2 separate regions of the Homo sapiens genome follow, and region 1 is linked to region 2. A link is a loop called in an ENCODE intact Hi-C map of the cell type or tissue named here. Cell type or tissue: heart right ventricle. All regions are shown on one strand. Each heading gives the region's core, and the rest is flanking DNA. Links, peaks and the distances in the headings are about the cores only.

What was found. Peaks named below come from ENCODE experiments on the same cell type or tissue, not always from the same donor. Only the 100,000 strongest peaks of a DNase experiment are listed, where the experiment ranks them.
Region 1: a loop joins it to region 2, with 2.7 times the contacts of the local background. A loop is called at or near these places in 9 of 110 quality-filtered maps.

What each region holds. Positions count from the first base shown.
Region 1 is chr1:93,410,041-93,420,368 of GRCh38, reverse strand. No RefSeq gene overlaps it. Among named protein-coding and RNA genes, the nearest start is that of FNBP1L, 33 kb to the left of the region's middle. In heart right ventricle, for the core only: no CTCF peak of the experiment used is centred there; no DNase peak of the experiment used is centred there; H3K4me3 peaks cover 607 bases; H3K27ac peaks cover 1,964 bases.
Region 2 is chr1:93,313,133-93,323,460 of GRCh38, reverse strand. All of the region lies in intron 8 of CCDC18-AS1 (CCDC18 antisense RNA 1), which reads left to right. Among named protein-coding and RNA genes, the nearest start is that of CCDC18-AS1, 28 kb to the left of the region's middle. In heart right ventricle, for the core only: no CTCF peak of the experiment used is centred there; a DNase peak (open chromatin) is centred at 6,050.

The DNA of each region.
Region 1 (10,328 bases), core at 1,025-9,024, 97 kb before region 2:
AATGTGAGTGTGCTCCATTGCTCATCAAGGCAACTCAAAAACACAGACTCTGCAGTTTCTTTTTCTTTTCTTTTTTTTTTTTTTTTTTTTTGAGATGGAGTCTCACTCTGTTGCCCAGGCTGGAGTGCAATGGCACAATCTCAGCTTACTGCAACCTCCACCTCCCAGGTTCACCTCCACCTCCCAGGTTCACCTCCACCTCCCTGCCTCAGCCTCCTGAGTAGCTGGGATTACGGGTGCCCACCACTACGCCTAGTTAATTTTTTGTATTTTTAGTAGAGACAGGGTTTCACCATGTTGGCTAGGCTGGTCTTGAACCCCTGACCTCATGATTCACCCACCTCGGCCTCCCAAAGTGCTGGGATTACAGGCGTGAGCCATTTTGCCTGGCCTCTTTTTCTTTTCTTTCTTTCTTTTTTTTTTTTTTTTGAGACAAAAGTCTTGCTCTGCTGTCCAGGCTAGAGTGCAGTGGCACAATCTCAGCTCACTGCAACCTCTGCCTCTGGGGTTCAAGTGATTCTCCTGCCTCAGCATCCCGAGTAGCTGGGACTACAGGTGCATGTCACCATGCCTGGCTAATTTTTTGAATTTTTAGTAGAGACAGGATTTCACCATGTTGGTCAGGCTGGTCTCAAGCTCCTGACCTCAAGTGATCTGCCTGCATCGCCCTCCCAAAGTGCTGAGATTACAGGCAGGAGCCACTGTGCCCAGCACAGACTCTGCAGTTTCTACACACAACCACATTCGTGATATTTGTACTTAGCACAATAGGCTCCATTCTTGTGGGCACATAGACTCCATTTATCAGCTTCCTTTGCAGTTGGTTTTGGCCATGTGACTTGTGTTCTAGCCAATGAAAGAGGAGCAGAAGTGAACAGTGTCATGGTCTATCCATACAATGAAATACTCTTCAACAATAAAAAGGAGCAAACTACTGACACATGGTATGTCACAATGAATCTCAAAAACATTGTGCTGCATGAAAGAAACCAGAAACAAGAGACCACATATTGTGTATGATTCCATTTAAATAAAATGTCCAAAATAGGCAAATCCATAGAGAGAGAAGATACAGTAGTGTCGCCCAGTGGGATAGAAACAGATTAACAGGAAATGGGCACAAGAGATCTTACTGGGAGCATAAAAGTGTGCTAAAACTGACAGGGTAATGGTTACACCGCTTGGAAAAGCTACCAAAAATCACTGAATTATACACCTGAAAAGGAGAAACTTCATGATCAGTAAAAAAAAAACCTCAATAAAGTTGTTTTCTTAAAAATAAAGAATAAAGATGAAAATGCGAATCCAGTCTGTTACCTCATCATGGCCTGAAGCAAAAGTCCCTGCCAATTCTTTCTTTTTCTCTTTTGTCTTAATCCAAGCCCACAATTCCAGTCAGGTAGAGACAGAATAAATGTAAAAACTCTCCCTCTAAGGCTGGCTAACTTGGAGTAAAAACCTGAGGGACCTGATATAAGGAAAGATTCTAAGGTAACAAAGAAAAGGTAAATGCATAAAATCAGAATGGAAACCTGAGCATGAAAATGCCAGAAGATTACTCATCTTTATTATCTACCTATTAAAATACACATCTAATGGAAAGGGGGAACTGGAATATATAAAGCAAACATGTAGTCAAAACATTTCTGTTTCTGAAGCTTTTGAAGCAGATCTTTTTGTTATATCTATGGAATAACTTTAAAGACAAAGAAGAAGAAGACTTTTTTTTTTTTTTCGAGACGGAGTCTCGCTCTGTCGCCCAGGCTGGAGTGCAGTCTCTGCTCACTGCAAGCTCCGCCTCCCGGGTTCACGCCATTCTCCTGCCTCAGCCTCCCAAGTAGCTGGGACTACAGGCGCCTGCCACCACGCCCGGCTAATTTTTTGTATTTTAAGTAGAGACAGGGTTTCACCGTGTTAGCCAGGATGGTCTCGCTCTCCTGACCTCGTGATCCGCCCACCTCAGCCTCCCAAAGTGCTGGGATTACAGGCATGAGCCACCGCACAGGGCCAGAAGAAGTCTTTTAAAACTTATATTAATTCCTGAGTTGGTGGTTGTTTTCCTGGACCCACACTTTAGAACTGCCCAAGATATCCAATCCTTTTATCATTCTGGAGGAAAAAAAGGTAACTCCTCCCATCCTATACAGAGTAGGTCAGAGTCAGTTTGTGAAAGTATTCTCTTGGCTTAGAGTGCCCTGGTGGAAGATTTTAAATTATGGAATTGTAGCTTTAGAATTTTCATCAGTTTTTGTTTGTTATTTCAATAGTTTTGGGGGTACAGGTGGTTTTTGGTTACAGGGATAATTTGACTAGAGGTGGTTTCTGAGGTTTTAGTGCACCCATCGCCTGAACAGTGTACACTGTACCCAAGATGTAGTCTTTTACTGCTCATCCCCCTCTCAGTCTTCCCCCGTAAGTCCCCAAAGTCCAGCATGTCATTCTTATGCCTTTGCATCCTCATAGCTTACCTCCCACTTATAAGTGAGAACGTACGATAGTTGATTTTCCATTCCTGAGTTACTTCACTTAGGATAATGGTCTCTGGCTCCATCCAAGTTGCTGCAAAAGACATTTTGTTCCTTTTTATGCCTGAATAGTATTCCATCATGTATATATACCACATTTTCTGTATATCACTTGTTGGTTGGTGGGCACTAAGTTTGGTTCCATGTCTTTTCAATTGCGAATTATGCTGCTACAAACATGCACGTGTATGTGTCTTTTTCATATAATGATTTAATTCCCTTTGGGAAGATACCCAGTAGTGGTATTGCTGGATCAAATGGTAGTTCTACTTTTTGTTCTTTAAGGAACCTCCAAATTGTTTCCCATAGCAGTTGTACTAATTTACATTCCCACCAGCAGTGTAAAAGTGTTTCTTTTCACCTCATTAACGCTAACATCTATTATTTTTTGACTTTTTGGTTATGGCTATTCTTGCAGGAGTAAGGTGATATCTCATTCTGGTTTTAATTTGCATTTCTCTGATAACTAATGATATTGAACACTTTTTCATGTTTGTTGGCTGTTTGTATATTTTCTTTTGGGAAATGTTCTTCGCCCACTTTTGGCCACTTTTATTCATGTACTTTGCCAACTTTTTGATGGGATTATTTATTTTTTAATTACTAATTTGTTTGAGTTCCTTATAGATTCTGGATACTGGTCTTTTGTCAGATGTATAGTTTGCAAAAATTTTCTCCCACTCTATGGGGTGACTGTTTACTCTGCTGATTATTTCTTTTGCTGTGCAGGAGCTTTTTTGTTTAATTAGGTCTCATTTATTTACTTTTTGGTGGTTATTGCATTTGCTTTGGGGGGACTTAGTCATTAATTCTTTGCTCAGACAATGTTATCTTATAGAATTTTTATGGTTTCAGGTCTTAGACTTAAGTGTTTAATCCATCTTGAATTGATTTTTGTATAAGGTGTGAGATGGGGTTCCAGTTTCATTCTTCTACATGTGGCTTGCCAGTTTTTCCAGCATCATTTATTGAATAGAGTGTTCTTTCCTTAATTTGTATTTTTGTATGTTTTGTCCAAATTCAGTTGGCTGTAAGTATTTGGCTTCATTTCTGGCTTCTCTATTCTTTTCCATTGGTCTACTTTATATTTTAATATCAGTACCATGCTGTTTTGGTAACTACAGCCTTGTAGTATAGTTTGAAGTTGATGTGTTTGTGTGTTTTCATGCTGCTATAAAGAGCTACCTGAGACTGGGTAATTTATGAAGAAAAGAGGTTTAATTGACTCATAGTTCTGCATGGCTGGGGAGGCCTCAGGAAACATACAATCATGGTGGAAGGCAAAGTAGAAGCAGGTACCTTCTTCAAAAGGCAGTAGGAGACAGAGTGTGCACTAAGAAAGCTACACACTTTTAAACCGTCAAATCTCATGAGAATGCACTCACTATCATGAGAACAGCAAGGCAGAAGTCCGTCCCCATGATTAAATCACCTCTCACCAGGCCCCTCCCCTGACACATGGGGATTACAATTGAAGCAAGGTCCCAAGAGACCATCATAGTAACCTAGAAGTAAACCATAGAATTGAACTTCTAAAGATACCCTTTATTGACTTTTCTTTCTTCTCCTTTCAGACAGTTTCAGTAGAGTCAGGTCAACTTACTAAAAGGAGGGACTGAGCTGATTTGAACCAAGGAGTCAGTTTTTATAATGGCTTGTATATTTTCATCCCTAAGTTGTAGACTTCTGGGGAATCACAACTGGAAAACTGGAGTATTTATTAGGATCTCTCCTTTTTGTTAGGCCCTGAAGTGCAGTTTTTCTTCACCTAGTCCTATACAACTGCAAGCAGTCTCAATCTCTTAGCCAATACTTAATAACTGGTGCCAGGAAAGAAAGATGAAAGTAAAAAAATAAAAATGTATAAATAAGTAAAAATAAAAGAGAAAAAAGAATTGCCAAACATCTTACCTCTTTCTGTGCATTCTTTCCTTCTAGGATCTTGACTTCTAATCTCTTTGTTGCCTAGGTAGCTCTTCAATACCTTCAATCATGTATTTCTAAAAACATTTTACAGTGTTTTTAGTTGTTCTCAGCAGGAGAGTTAGTCCGTAACAAGCTAAATTGCTGTTAATAGAAATGCCCATTAACTCTCATCTTCTCAGCAATCCTATGAGGGAGATAATACTATCTTTTTTACTGCTGAGTAAATTGAGACACAAAGAGGCCACGTATCTTCTTAAAGCTGCTGAAGTAGAAAATTTCAAACCTGGGCAATTGGACTCCAGAAGCCATGTTCTTAACTTCTAATAGTCTGCCTAAATAAGCTGAGTCAGTGGCAGGACCAGGACTGAATTCCTACCCAAATCCAATACTCATTCCATGTGGTTTGCTCGCTAATCATTACTTCCCTCTCTTTATTACTTCCCTTTCTTTATTGTATGCTTCTTTTCACTGCACCTTGTGCCAGCCTCGCAATGTGTTCCATCATGCTGTCTTTCTCTAATTTTTTCTAGTTTGCTTCTTCTCCATCTCTAGGCTTATCTCCCTCTTTTGTAAAGTGTTTTGGACAGTGCCTAGTGTATAATAGGTGCTCAGTAAGGGTGAGTGATTGTTTACCTTTTCAGTGCCTCAGTTTCCTCATCTATAAATAGAAGATAATGACACACTCAGTTAGAAAAAGCCGGCTCTAAAATAAAAACACAATCACTGGGAAAGCTATTTCCTGTGTTTTTTTTCTTATTTATTTATTTATTTTTGTACTTCAGGCCAAAGGGAGAGCTATTTTCAATGGTACTTAGAAGCTTCTAAAAAAGGCTCTGATAAAGTCATTTCTTTGCAAGAGAAAAACAAAAAATTGTCTAAAATAATTTCTGAACGGAAAAAGACTGCCAAAATTTCTCCTCGCCCTTCAGTTCCTCTTTCTCTTTTGTCAGAACCTCCTTGTCTGGACTTAGCTCCCCTTTCTCCTCCTCCTCCTTCTTCTGCTGTTTTGGCTCCGTTTTTGGAAACACCCTGTGTTCAGCAGAGGAGAACCTGCCTAGGTTTATCAACCATAGTCAAAAGTTAAACTTAAAAGCATAATTAAAGGATTCCTTGATTCTCTTCAGGATCCTATTGAATTTGCTAGAAAATTAAAACCAAACATTTGAATTTATGATCCTGATTTTCTGATTCATATCAACTGGCTCAAATGTTAGTGTCAGAAAGTTAAACCAAATATTAGATAGCAAATGTAAATTGGAGAAATCCTTTAGAACCTAAAGGATTTAGACTTCCACAAATTTTTGGAAGCAGATTGTGAATTGACCTACAATACTGCCAAAGCTTTGCTACATACTATTCCCTTAGTTCTCTAAATAATAGTTGGGTGGAACAAAATACAGCAATACCAACAAAATCTTAATGAACCTGTAATATCATACTATGAGACCGTTGAAAGAGTGTTTAAACAATATTCAGGCCTAAAAGAAGAAAGTTATATTAACCACCAAAATGATACTCCCTAACTCAAACTTTATAAACAATCAGATGAGAGTTGATAATTATATTAAACAGACAATGCCCCAGTTGGACTACCTGTCAAACTCATGTTCTAATTAATGTTGTGTGTCAAATGTCCCATACTCTAACCAGGGAAGAAAAGGAAGGAAAATTAAACAGAGAAGAAAAGCAAAGGAGGTCATGAGTTTACAACCAAAACATTTTTTCAACCAATTTCTAACCTCTAAATGGCCTAATAAGTTCCAAAACTTACTCAATCCCCTGCTTCGCAATTTCTACAAAAAGCTTGGACATTCCAAAAAGGATTGTAGGTTACACACCACCCATACCTCCTTGTCTCAAAAGGGAGGAAATGTGTTTCAAATTAGAAGATAATATAGAATTATTAGGGTCAGCTGGGCCTGGTGGCTCACGCCTGTAATCTTAGCACTTTGGGAGGACCAGGTGGGTGGATCCCTTGAGCCCATGAGTTTGAGATCAGCCTGGGCAACATAGCAAAACCCAGTTTCTAAAAAAATACAAAAAATTAGCAAGACATGGTGGCATACACCTGTGAACAAAGCTCTTATTTTTTCTTATCTTGCCCAAATATCTAAAGGGTCTGGGGAGTCATACCCTACAAACCGTAAATTCTCATCAAATGGGTTTTATTTAACTCTATATATGGTGAGTTACTTTCCAATTTGACTCTGGCATAAAATTACATGACAAAGAAGAAAATCAAAATATTTTATCCCAAAGCATGTTTCTTTGCCATATTTTGAAATGGCTCTGCAAAACTGTCTTCTGTGGGGGGAAATTTGCATCTGTAAAGAATCTCTATTAACATAGCTAGATCTTTTTCTTCCAGGCCCTCCCAATCTTGAAGTGATTAACTGAGAGTCTAGCAACTTTTAAAGGTCTGAACAGGAAACATTTGTCATCTATTGTCTCTGAGGGCAGCCACTATGAAACTTGAAAAGAACCTTGGTCTCCACAATCTTTTATTTTAACCTGAACATTTTCTTTCTATTGATCCCAGGTCATTAGACAAACTCAACCAATAGTCAACCAGAAAATGTTTAAATTTCTGGACTAGAAGGCCCCTCTTCCCAACCCCCTCCCCCAAATTCAAATTGTCCCATCTTTCTGGACCAAACCAATGTATTTCTCAAATGTATTTGATTGATGTCTCATGCCTCGCTAATATGTATAAAACCAAGCTGCATTCGACCACCTTGGGCATATGTTCTCAGGACCTCCTGATGGCTGTGTCATGGGCCATGGTCAATTATATTTGGCTCAGAATAAATCTCTTCAAGTATTTTATAGAGTTTGATTCTTTTCATTGATACACCTGTGGTCCCAGTTACACAGGAGGCTAAAGTGAGAGGATCACCTAAGTCCAGGGAGGTCAAGGCTGCAGTGAGCTGCGATCATACCACTGCACTCCAGCCTGGGTGACAGAGTGAGACCCTGTCTCAAAAAAAAATAAAAAACTGAAAAAAGAATTATTAGATTCAAAATTTTTTCCAAAATCAGATTCTGTTAATTCACAAATTGCTATTCATATTGGCATGGGGGAAACTAAATTGTTAAATGATAAAGAATTATAAGCTGTTAAAAATATTGCCTGGTCTCTTTGGCTTTTGGGCTACCAGAGATTACTTTGTAATGTGAGAGAACTTGACTTTTGTGTGTGCTGGTAAGTCACTGGCAAAAACTACAGTTTTGGAAGTGGCTGACAGCAGTTGCAGTGAATGGTTATTCCTGCAAAGGTCTTAGATAAAAAGGCAGGCTTGAACTCTTACCATCAAGAGATAAGACTCCTGATGGAGATGAGCAGATCACAGAGCGGGCTGATTGCTGTTGGGTTGCCTACTGTAAGGAACATGGCTGTGCTTTGGTCAAGGATGGGCTGAGGTAAGATGCTTACATGCTGCGTGACTTTGTAGCACAGGCATATAACTCCACTTGTTATTGCAGCCATGTAGCCATAACATGGGAAGGCCATCCCTTGGCCCTATGCCACTATTGTCTGTAAAAAGTATAACTGTGGCCAGGCATGGTGGCTCATGCCTGTAATCCCAGCACTTTGGGAGGCTGAGGTGGACAGATCACAAGATCAAGAGATTGAAATCATCCTGGCCAACATGGTGAAACCCCATCTCTATTAAAAATACAAAAATTAGCAGGGCGTGGTGGTGCGCACCTGTAGTCCCAGCTACTCAGGAGGCTAAGGCAGGAGAACTGCTTGAATCCAGGAGGTGGAGGTTACAATGAGCCAAGATTGCGCCACTGCACTCCAGCTTGGTGACGGAGCAAGATTCTGTCTCAAAAAAAAATAAGGGGGTATAATTGCCTTGCTGACACTATATAAGCACACTTGCACCCAGAGAAAAAGAGAGACAGTCACAGCTGTCTGGAGGGACAGGGGGGAGCCAGGACACAGCTTGGACAACTCATGCACAGAGAGAGAAAGAGTTAAGCTGCTGACCCTGACAGGAGAGCTGGCCACGCAGCTGTGTGCGGGAGCCACTGGACTAAGCAGCCAAGATGAGGCGAACAGTGTGAGAGAGCTAGTGTAAGTAAGCTGCTGAATAAAACTACATTGTACCTGCCTACGGCCCCCTGAATAGTCTTTCAACTATCTCCTCATCCACCCACTCCCCTCGGACCTCAGTATGGGCTGAAACCTGGCCCTGGGCATGACAATTGGCATAGTCATGGACCTGACACCTACCACCCTTGAGAAATGTCTTTGTAGTGTGGTGCACTGTGGAAGTATCATGCAGCCTGGTCTTAGAATGTTTCCCTCTTTCTTGAACCTTGAATCCAAGGTTCAATGTAAAAATGGGGTCCTTGATTTTTAAAGATCTAGATGCACTGCCTTCCAGTTGTGCCTGCTTTCACATACTTAAGTATTAATACTTAAATATGTGAAGAATAAACTGCAAGTGCTTTCTTTGCTCTATTCATTAAAAGTCTGCACCCTAAAGTCAGTAATCTAATTAAGAAACAAGGTAAAGTGAAAATACCTATGTAACTGTCTCCAAAATAAGACTTTCTGGCATTTAGCTGGCTATTTTCAAACACTTTGTAAAAGAAATTTACATCTATACAAGAAATCTCCATTTGTAAGGGCATCTCCCTCACTGCTCTTAAACCACTAGAAATTTTTACAATGGGGAAGGCTTGGCTTAGAGTTTACCTAACAAACCTTATCTTGTTTAAGACACTTTTCCTGGCAACCTTGTCTTGACTGGGCCTTTACCTATGCCCTTCTTTGTCTCATGAAATAATGGTGTTTAGACCTAAATACTGTGCCTTTGGGATGTAAATTTTCACCTAAGAGTCATGTCCTTTGTAAGTGCAAATTTAAAGTTACCCAGTTAACAATTGTTGACGATTCGATAGTCTAAAGTGGGGAAGGGAAATTATTTGAATTGGCAAATGAAAAACCTAATAAAGTTATAAAATCTGCTTCTGTCTGTGTATGGTCTGTGTATATTCTGTCTGTATATTTTTATGCTTATACATGTCATGAGTACATGAAATTTTACTATCAAAATATATGAAAGGGCTCTAATTGGCTTAAAGTAAAAGTAAGAACTTACATATTTTATCAGAAAAATAGACACAAACTCAAATGCCTTTGAGTTCACACAACTTAGGAAATCTTTAGTAAATAAGACTAGTTTAATATTGCTATTTTAATAAAAACAGAAGTGTCTTCTAAACAGCAGAATACCCATGTGTTTAACTTTAGGGTTCTTGCTTAGGTAGTGGCTAACATACTAGGTAGCCTAACATTCACAGGATGTAAAAACAATTAACAAACAAATAACTTGAGTTCATGGCTAGCTTTGTTTAAGAAACTGTTCAAGCATAATTGATAAGAATGAATAAATATCTCATCTGAAGGAAAAAATAAATGAAAATAAAATAAAAAAGAATGAATAAATAAAATAAAAATGCAATAAAAGTTTATAAATGAAATTTTCATAGTTTTAAAATCTTTTTCAGAAGCTTAAAGTCATGTCATGTTACATTAAGTATTAGATAATCATAAAATGTGTGAGTCATTTATAATAGCATAGAAAGGCTAAATATACTTCAATCTGTTAATAAACAAAAAAATGATGAGTATCTTTCTAAAAACTATGAAATGGGCTTCACCTACAAATACTGGTATGTAAGCTTAAAATTACTAACTTCCTAGGCTTTCTTTAGATATTAGGGTTGCTAAGAGTTGAAATTGTAGTTTATATATATATATAACTAAAACTATAAGATATAAAAAAAAATTCTATATACAGAGTACACAAAGAAAGTAAGATGTGGGCCAGGCATTGCGGCTCACATCTGTAATCTTAGCAC
Region 2 (10,328 bases), core at 1,568-9,567:
AGAGCTGTTACAAGCACCAGAAGGAAGGAGGTAGGAATCCCTCTCCCTACCCCACCCCTATCAACTTTGAGTAGAGCCCCAGCAGGAGCAGGGGGAGAACTAGTGCAGAGTCCTGGCTGGAGCCTTGGCAGAAGGGTGAGAAAGCTCCCAGGGCTGGGAGGCCACTCGGGACCCATGAAAATGGGAGAAACCTCACACGTTGGTTGTCCTTATAAAGAAAGGACAGGGTGGGAACTTGTTATCCATGTACCCAAAATCCCCAAGTGTGGCCTCAGAAAATAAAGGTTACATTGGGTGGGTTGGTGTAACAATTGCTGTATCCCAAAACAAGCTGTAGAATCTTTGGAGATTCACAAGAATTAATTAAACCGATATTAGTCTAGAAATGGTTTACATCCAGATTCTGCTTGGATCCGAGAAAACAGTTTCCCTAAACTTCCAGCCCCCAGTTTGCGAGAGAACAGTCACAGACACACATTCGGACTGATACTGTGTTCTTTCCTCCTACACATGTAGTTGAACAAATGCGGAAAACTCTAAAAATAAGTTCTCTAATCAAGATTCCAGATCGGGAGCAGGCTAAAAGAGGTCTGAGCAATGTTTTCATTTCTTAATGCTCTTGGTGGGTTCTTGGTGAGAGGCTTATTCTTAAAAAGCCCATTTGTAGGCTAGGAGCAAAGACGCTACAGGAATTTACCTGGTTGCTGACCAGTTACCAATGCATGTCCATGTCCATTCTGGTTCTTAAGCCACACTTGTAAACAGCATATAGACTTTTGTAAAAAGGCAAGTCAAAAGCTTTCATGAAGATATTGACATGCTATATCATGTATAAACATATTTGGCTCTTTGAAATGTCTCAGGAATGAATCATACATGTCGCTTTCCACTTTTGGAATAGACTAAAACTGGTTCAGCATGTCCAGCAGGTTAGTCTGGCTTCCAAAAGTTGTTTGGCTATGTATTTGGCTAATGCGAAAGTAATTGCGGTTTTTGCCATTGCTTTCAATGCCATTACTTTTGCACCAACCTAATATATTTGTGCATTTCTTTAAGGAAAATAATTAACCATGCTCTTACCTGCCAGAAGTAGTTCTTAGCTTAATTGCTATTTTCATCACCTTCATAAATTCACATCTAGTTCACAGCAACATTCTAGAGGAATGGTATATGTCAGCCAATAAAAACCACCTCATTAGAAAGTGTTAAAAAAGTCATTTTAAGAAACACCATTCAAAATTTGAGTACGAAAATTAATTTTGCAGCACAGATATACGTTGAGTAGAACTTACTGTTCAAATATAGAAAATGACCAATACATATAAGAAAAATATACTTATTTAATTCCTAAAAAACACATAGATTTTGCTGATAGGAAAAAGAGAAGCAGGGATATAAAGGCATAAATTGCATGCTTTCAAAACACACAGGCTGTATTGATGAGAAACAGAGATGTGTGGACATGGATGCGTGAAAGGACTCACTAAGGCTATAATGAAGGGCCATGAGGAAAGAAAGCATTGACATTTGTTCTTTCCTGGACCTTGACCTTGTGTTATCAGGACCAGATATAGCAGATCTTATAAAGAGGGTGGAAAACAAAACCAGTAGATTCACATAATTCAATTCCAGGCCAAGAATGTAAAAGACATGAGATTGGTGTTTTTGAAAGCCAATGCTACCTAAAGGGGTAAAAATTCAAATTGTTTCTTCCATAAAATTACTTTTTAAGAAATGATAATTAGAATTGAAACAACAAAACTCTCAACTACTGGTTTTTTACAAATACAACTTTTGAAGGAAGAGTCAAGAATAATTCATTACCCTTCTTAAAACCCTGTCCCACTGTTTCTCATTATCAGCCACTTTATGTCCCAAATCACAGAGAAAAGGGGGTCTTCCTTCTTTTTCCCACCCTTTTTTTTTTTTTAGACGATGTCTCGCTCTAACGCCCAGGTTGGAGTGCAGTGGTGCGATCTCAGCTCACTGCAACCTCCGCCTCCCGGGTTCAAGCAATTCTCCTGCCTCAGCCTCCTGAGTAGCTGGGATTACAGGTGTATGCCACCACGCCTGGCTAATTTTTGTATTTTTAGTAGAGATGGAGTTTGACCATGTTGGCCAGGCTGGTTTGGAACTCCTGACCTGAAGTGATCCTTCTGCCTTGGCCTCCCAAAGTGCTGGGATTACAGGCGTGAGCCACCACGCCCTGCCTTTCCCACCTTCCTTTAACCTCCTTCCAGAAGAAAGAAATAGCCAATTTAAATAAACATCTATTGTGTGTTGATTTTGTTGTCTGTGATGTTCAAGGTACTGGAGAATGAGCTGTAAATAAGACAGACAGCAATTGTGCCCCCCAGGAGTTGACGTTCTAATGAGGGATGACAGCCAATAAACATACAGAAAAAAATGAATTAGAACTTCAGGTGCTGATCAACATTATGAAGCTATAATAGGGTATTGTGAGAAAAGTGACTCAGGGAGATGGGATACTACATTAGCTGTGATAGTCAGGAAAGGGCTGAGAAAGTGACATCTGAGTCACTTTGTATCACCTAAATCAGGGGTCCTCAACCCCCAGGCCACAGACCCATACAAGTCTGTGGCCTGTTAGCAACCGGCCTGCACAGCAGGAGGTGAGCAGCATGTGAATGCGAAGTTTTATCTGTATTTATAGCCATTCCCCACCACTCGCATTACTCGCATTACTGCCTGAGCTCTGCATCCTATCAGATCAGCAGAGGCGTTAGATTCTCATAGGAGGGCAAACCCTGTTGTGAAATGTGCATTTAAGGGATCTAGGTTGCATGATCCTTACGAGAATCTAATGCCTGATGATCTGTCACTGTCTACCATCACTCCCAGATGGGACTTTCTAGTTGCAACAGGTTCAGGGTTTCCACTGATTCTACATTATGGTGGGTTGTATAATTATTTCATTATATATTACAATGCAATAATAATATACATAAAGTGCACAATAAATGTAATGTGTTTGAATCATCCCAAAACCATCCCCCATAACCCTAGTCCATGGAAAAAATTGTCTTCCATGAAGCTGTTCCCTCATGCCAAAAAGGTTGGGGACCACTGACCCAAGTGATAAAAACAAGGAATCTTTTTATTACCCAAGTGATAAAAAGAGATCCGGGGGGCTCTCCAAGCAGAATGAGCAAGAGGTGGGATGGCCTGAAGCATGAACAAACTTGGTGTGTTCATGGGACAGAGTATCAGAGTGGTTAGAGCTCAATGAACAAGGAGAAGAGTGGAGAGAGATGAGGTCAGAGACACAGATGGGGCAAGATTTGGAGAGCCTCATAGACTCTGATGAGAAGTTTGTTGATTATTCTGATGCAATGGGAAGTCTTTAGATAATTTTAAGCAAGGAAATTATATTCTCTGGTTTACGCTTTAGAAATATGACTCTGGCTGCTATGTGGATAGAGGAAGGACAATGAGGAATCAAGAGTGCAGCCACAGAGACCAGTGAGAAGTGATGATGGCATTGACCTAGATTGGAAGAGTAGAGATGGAAAGAAGTGGTTAGGTTCAGAATATATTTTGGAAGTTGGAGCTAATGGAACCTATTGATGAATTGGAAGTAGATACTGATGGATTGAATGTGCTGTGTGAGGAAAAGAGAAGAGACAAATAGGGCTCCTAGGTATTTGTCCTGAGCAACTGAGTGTATAATTGTGTAATTTACTAGGACCGGAAAGGCTCAGGGGAAGCAGACTTGGGGTGTGATAGAAATCCGATAGCTTGGTTTTGGCCATGTTAAATTTGAGATGCTTATTAGACATCCAAGTTATATGCTGAGTAGATAGTTGGATATACAAGTTCTGGAGCTCAGGCAAGGAGCTTGGGTCTAGAGATATACACTTGAAAGGTATCAGTATATAAAGTTCTTTGAAGCAATGAGTCTAGACGAGATCACCTAGGGAGACAATATAGAAGGGGTATCCAATCTTTTGGCTTCCCTGGGCCATGTTGGAAGAAGAATTGTCTTGGGCCACACGTAAAATACACTAACACTAACAATAGCTGATGAGCTACACACACACACACACACACACACACACACACACAAAATATCTCATAATGTTTTAAGAACGTTTACGAATTTATAAATGTATAGCATTCCCTACTCTGGGATAGAACACACACACACACACACACACACACACACACACACACACACACACACACACACAATATCTCATAATGTTTTAAGAAAGTTTACGAATTTGTAAATGCATAGCATTCCCTACACTTGGATAGAAAGAGAGGAGCCGAGGACCAGAGTTCTGCATACTCCAACATTTAGCAGTATTCTGTCTTCATGTCCAAGGCAAATCTTTTATTATATTCTCTGATCTTATCCAATTCACCTCTTCTATAGCAGATTAAAAATGACTGTAAATTCTTTGACACTTCTACCAAGAGGTGGGGTGTAATTCCCTTTCCCTTGAATCTGGGCTGAGTCAGTAAGGCCAGTCAGTGACTTGACCAACGGAATTAATCAGAAGTGACATTCTGGGATCCGAGAGATGAGGTAATAAGAAGACTTATACCAATAGTTTCTGCCCAGGATATTTGGAATATCCTCTCTGAAAGCTTGAACCATCATGTAAGAAGGCCAGTCACCCTAAGAGTACCCTGGAAAGACCATCTGTAGGTGCTCTTATTGACATTCTTAGCTGAGCCCAACCTTCCAGTCACTCCTGCCAAGATATCAGACATGTGAATGAAGCAATCTTGGAATTTTGAGACTAACCCATCTACCAGCAAACCTGGCAAGTAACCACATAGGATATCGTGGGGCAGAGAAATTGCCCAGCTGAGCCCTGCCGAAATCTCTGGCCCCTCAAATCATGATATATAATAAAATGGGTAAATTTGGGATAATTTATTATATAGCAATAGAAAACTGAAAACACCTTCCCTCTTTGTCTGGGACCTTATTTTATAATCAATTCTCATCCCTTCTGGTTCATGCTACCTTCTCAACCACACATTATTTTATTACCAACTTTTCCTTCCTTCCTGGTTCTTTTTCCTCCACCTGCAAGCATGCTCAGTCTTTTCTACCTTGTTAAAAACTTTCTTAAACCTACTGCAAAATCTTTTTCCTTTAACGCACCCCTAAATTGATCTCACTGAGTTTACCAATATCTAATTGACAAAACCATCAGATATTTTTCTGTCCTTATATTTAACTGTATTCGGTTTCAGAAGTTCTCATCATGATACTTTAAGGATGAGGACAGCTGATGTGGCTGGCCTGAAAAATAAGGTAAGAACCAGAACTAATCTGCACAGTCAGGGATTTCAGTTTTTTTAGGCCTGAGTTTCTTTAGCTGAGACATGAGAAGCACCTCAAAATCAGAGCTCCTGAAGACAAGGTGGATACAGAGTGAATGAACCAAGTAGAACAGAGCTGGATAGGTGAGAGGAAAATAGCATGAGAAATTCCTTGATCTAGAATTTTGGTCCAGCATTTGAGGAACAGCAGGATCAAACTTCTGAAAATAGAGTAATAGACTGTCAAAAAGAAGGGTAGGCTTAGATTAGTGTGGAGAACAGTCAGGAGAAAGCCCTTAACCAGGTTCTTAAACTTTATTTTCCTTATGAATCAATTGGAAAAGTTTTGTTAAAGATACTGATTATCCTGCCTTGCCCAAGAAATTCTGGGGTTGGATTGACAATTTTTCTTTCAAATAAACACCCCAGGTCATTCTGATACAGGTGGTCTTCAGGCCAGACTTTCAGAAACAGCATCCTAAAGAAAGAGGAAGGGCTTGGGTGGGCATTCTGGAATGGGACCATTTGGTTATTTCTTCTTTACCTAATTGGTTAACTCATTAGTTTGCTCATGATTCCACAATCTAGGCTGGGCTCAGCTGGAACACTGGGAGGCTGAACTGAGTTTCTCTCTTTCTCCATGTAGTTTCAGGGCTTCTTCCTCTTTACATGACCTCCATATGTAGCACTTTCCATGTGGTCTCTGCAGCAGAGTAGCCAAACTTCCTACATGTGGCTCGGAGCTTCAAATAGCACAAAAACGGAAGCTGCCAGGCTTCCTTAAAGTTGAGGCCTGGAATTGGCACTGTGTCACTTTTGCTACATGCCACTTGTTGAAGCAAGTCACAGGCCTAGCCCATATTTAAGGAAAAGCACCATACAAATGTGGGAACACTGTGAGATGTGGTTCACTAAGGGGCCATAATTTAATGGGTTAGCAGAGAAAATACCAGAATAAAATAAGATAAAGCTGGCTTTGTTGGGAGTAGAGATGTATAAGGTTAATATATATAATAAGCACAACCACAAAAGCATGCTCAGTTTTTAAAGATGAACCACAAATTAAGCTCTGAGTTTCCTAATAGCCAGGAAAATCAGTTAGGGTTAAATAAATTAATAAAGAATTAACAATTATTTATTATGGGTAGTTTGCAAATCTTTTTTCCCATTCCGTGGGCGATCACTTCACATTATTATTTGTCTCCTTTGCTGTGCAGAAGCTTTTTAGCTTGATGTAATCTCAGTTGACAACTTTGCTTTGGTTCCCTATGCTTTTGAGGCCACAAAAATCTTCCCAGACCAATATCTTGGAGCATTTCCTCAATGTTTTATTTTCGTAGTTTCACAGTTTCAGGTTTTACATTTAAGTATTTAATCCATTTTGATTTTATTTTTGTATATGGTAAGAGATAGGGGTCTAGTTTCATTCTTCTGCATATGGTTATCAAGTTTTCCCAGCACCATTTATTAGAGACTGTCCTTTCCCCATTGTATGTTCTTGGTGCCTTTGTGGAAGAAGTTTGGCTGTAAATGTGTGGATTTATATTTTGGCTCTTTTTTTTTTTTTTTTTTTTTTTTTTTTGAGATGGAGTCTCGCTCTGTCTCCCAGGCTGGGATGCAGTGGTGCGATCTCGGCTCACTGCAACCTCCACCTGCCGGGTTCCAGCTATTCTCCCACCTCAGCCTCTTGAGTAGCTAGGACTACAGGTGTGGGCAACCATGCCCAGCTAATTTTTTGTATTTTTAGTAGAGACAGGGTTTCACCATGTTGGCCAGGCTGATCTCAAACTCCTGACCTCAAGTGATCCACCAGCCTCAGCCTCCCAAATTGCTGGGATTACAGGTGTGAGCCACTGTGCCCAGCCCTTGGCTCTCTATTCTGTTCCATTGGTCTATGTGTCTGTTTTTATGTTAGTACTATGCTGTTTTGGTCACTATAACTTTGTAGTATATTTTGTAGTCAGGTAGTGTGATGCCTCCAGTTTTGTTCTTTTTGCTCAGGATTGCTTTGGCTATTCAGGCTCTTTTTTGGTTCCATATGAATTTTAGGATTTTTTTTTCTATTTCTGTGAAGAATGTTAATGATATTTTGGTAGAGATTACATTGAATCTGTACATTGCTTTGGGTAGTATTGTCATTTTAACAACATTAACTCTTCCAATCAATGAGCAAGGAATATCTTTCCATTTTTTGTGTCCTCTTTAATTTCTTTCATCAGTGTTTTATAACTTTTCCTTGTGTTGATCTTTCCCTTCTTTGGTTAAACTGTTTCCTAGGTATTTTATGTTCTTTGTAGCTATTGTAAATGGGATTGCTTTCTTGATTTCTTTTTCAGATTTTTTTGCTCCTGGCATATTTTAAATGCTACTGATTTTTGTATGTTGATTTTGTATCCTGCTACTTTACTGATTTTGTTGATCAGTTCTAAGAGTTTTTTTGGTGAAGTCTTTCTTTAGAGTTTTCTAAGTATAAAAGCATGTCATCTATGAACAAGGCTAATTTGACTTCTTTTCCAATTTGAATGTCCTTTCTTCCTCTTATCTAATTGCTCTAGCCAGGACTTCTAGGATGATACTGAATGAAAATGGTAAAAGTGGCCATCCTTGTTTTTCCTCCAATTCTTAGAGGAAAGGCATTCAATTTTTGCTTGTTCAATACAGTGTTAGCTGTGGGTTTGTCACATATGGCCTTAATTATTTTGAGGTAGGTTTTGTTTTTTTTTTCTGAGATAGGGTCTTGCTCTGTTGCCCAGGCTGGAGTGTAGTGGCGTGATCTCGGCTCACTGCAACCTCTGCCTCCCAGTTTCAAGAGATTCTCTTGCCTCAGCCTCCCAAGTAGCTAGGATTACAGATGCACACCACCATGCCTGGCTAATTTTTGTATTTTTAGTAGAGATGCGGTTTCGCCATGTTGGCCGGGCTGGTCTTGAAGTCCTGACCTCAGGTGATTCACCTACCTCAGCTTCCCGACGTACTGGGTTTACAGGCATGAGCCACCGTTCCCGGCCAAGGTATGTTCTTCCTATACTCAAGTTATTGAGGGTTTTTAATCATGAAGCAATGTTGAATTTTATTGAATGCTTTTTTTGGCATCTATTGAAATGATCAGAGGTTGGGTGTGGTTGCTAACGCTTGTAATCCCAGCATTTTGGGAGGCTGAGGCAGGAGGATTGCTTGAGGCCAGGAGTTCGAGATCAGCCTGGGAAACATAGTGAGACTCCATCTCTACAAAAAATGTTTAAAATAGCTAGGGGTGGTGATTTACACCTGTAATCCTAGCTATTCAGGAGGCTAAGGCAGGAGGATCACTTGAGCCCAAGAGTTTGAGGTTATGGTGAGCTATGATCACACCACTGCACTTCAGCCTGGGCAACAGAGTAAGACCCTGTCTCAACCACTCAATCAATCGTATGGTTTTTGTTCTTGGTTCTTTTCATGTGTTTTATCACGTTTATGGATTTGGATATGTTGAACCATCATTGCATCCCTGGAATAAATACGAGTTGATCATGATGAATTATCTTCTTAATGTGTTGTGGAATTCAGTTTACTATAATACTATGATAGTTTGTTGAGGACTTTTGCATCTGTGTTGGTCAGGGATATTGGCCTGTTGTTTCCTTTTTTTGTTATGTCTTTGTCTAGTTTTGGTATCAGTGTAATGCTGGTCTTGTAGAATGAGTTTGAAAGTATTTCCTCCTCTTTGGAGCTTGCAGTGAGCTGAGATTGTGCCACTGCACTCCAGCCTAAGTGACAGAGTGAGATTCCATCTAAAAAAAAAAAAAGAAAAGAAAAGAAAAAAAGAAAGTATTTCCTCAGTGTTTAAAAATACTTTGAGTAGAACTGGTATTTGTTTAACTGTTTGGTGGAATTCAGCAGTGAATCCCTCAGCTGTTGGGCTTTTCTTCGCTGGGAGACTTTATTACTGCTTTAATCTCATTACTTGTTATTGGTCTATTAAAGTCTTCTGTTTCTTCATGGTACAATCCTGGTAGATTGTATCCAAGAATTTATCCCATTTTGTCTAAATTTTCCAATTTGTTAGCATATAGTTGTTCATAATAGTCTCTAATGAGTGTACTTCTGTGGTCTCAGTTCTTATGTCTCCTTTTTCATTTGTGAATTTATTTATTTGAGTCTTTTCTCTTTTTTTGTTAGTCTAGCTAAAGGTTTGTCAATTTTATCCTTTTTTTTTTTTTGAGACAGAGTCTCACACTGTTGCCCAGGCTGGAGTGCAATGGCGCGAGGCTCACTGCAACTTCTGCCTCCCAGGTTCACACAATTCTCCTGCCTCAGCTTCCTGAGGAGCTGGGATTACAGGTGCACACCACCACACCTGGCTAATTTTTTGTATTTTTAGTAGAGACGGGGTTTCACTATGTTGGCCAGACCGTCTTGGACTCCTGGCTTCCTGATCTGCCCGCCTCAGCCTCCCAAAGTGCTGGGATTACAGGCGTGAGCCACCGCCCCAGGCCTTATCTTTAAAAAAAAAAAATTTCATTTCATTGATCTTCTGTATTTTTTAGTCTTAATTTCATTTATTTATTCTCCAATCTTTATTATTTCTTTCCTTCTACTAATTTTGGGCTTGGTTTGTTCTTGCTTTTCTAGTCCTCTGAGGAGCATAGTTAGGTTGTTTATTTGAAGTCTTTCTATTTTTCTCATATATTTGTTTGTTGCTATAAATTTATCTCTTTGTACTGCTTTTGGTGTATCCCATAGATTTTAATATGTTGAATTTCCATTTTCATTGCTTCAAGAAATTTTTAAATTTCTTTCTTAATTTCTTCATTGACTCATTGTTTGTTCAGGAATATGTTGTTTAATTTCCATGTGTTTGTGTATTTCCAAGGTTCCTCTTGTTATTGGTTTCTAGTTTTATTCCATTGTGGTCAGAATAAATACTTGAAGGCTGAGAGCAGTGGCTCATGCCTGTAATCCTGACACTTGGGGAGACCGAGGTGGGTGGATCACTTGAGTTCAAGAGTTTGAGACCAGCTTGGACAACATAGTGAAACCCTGTTTCT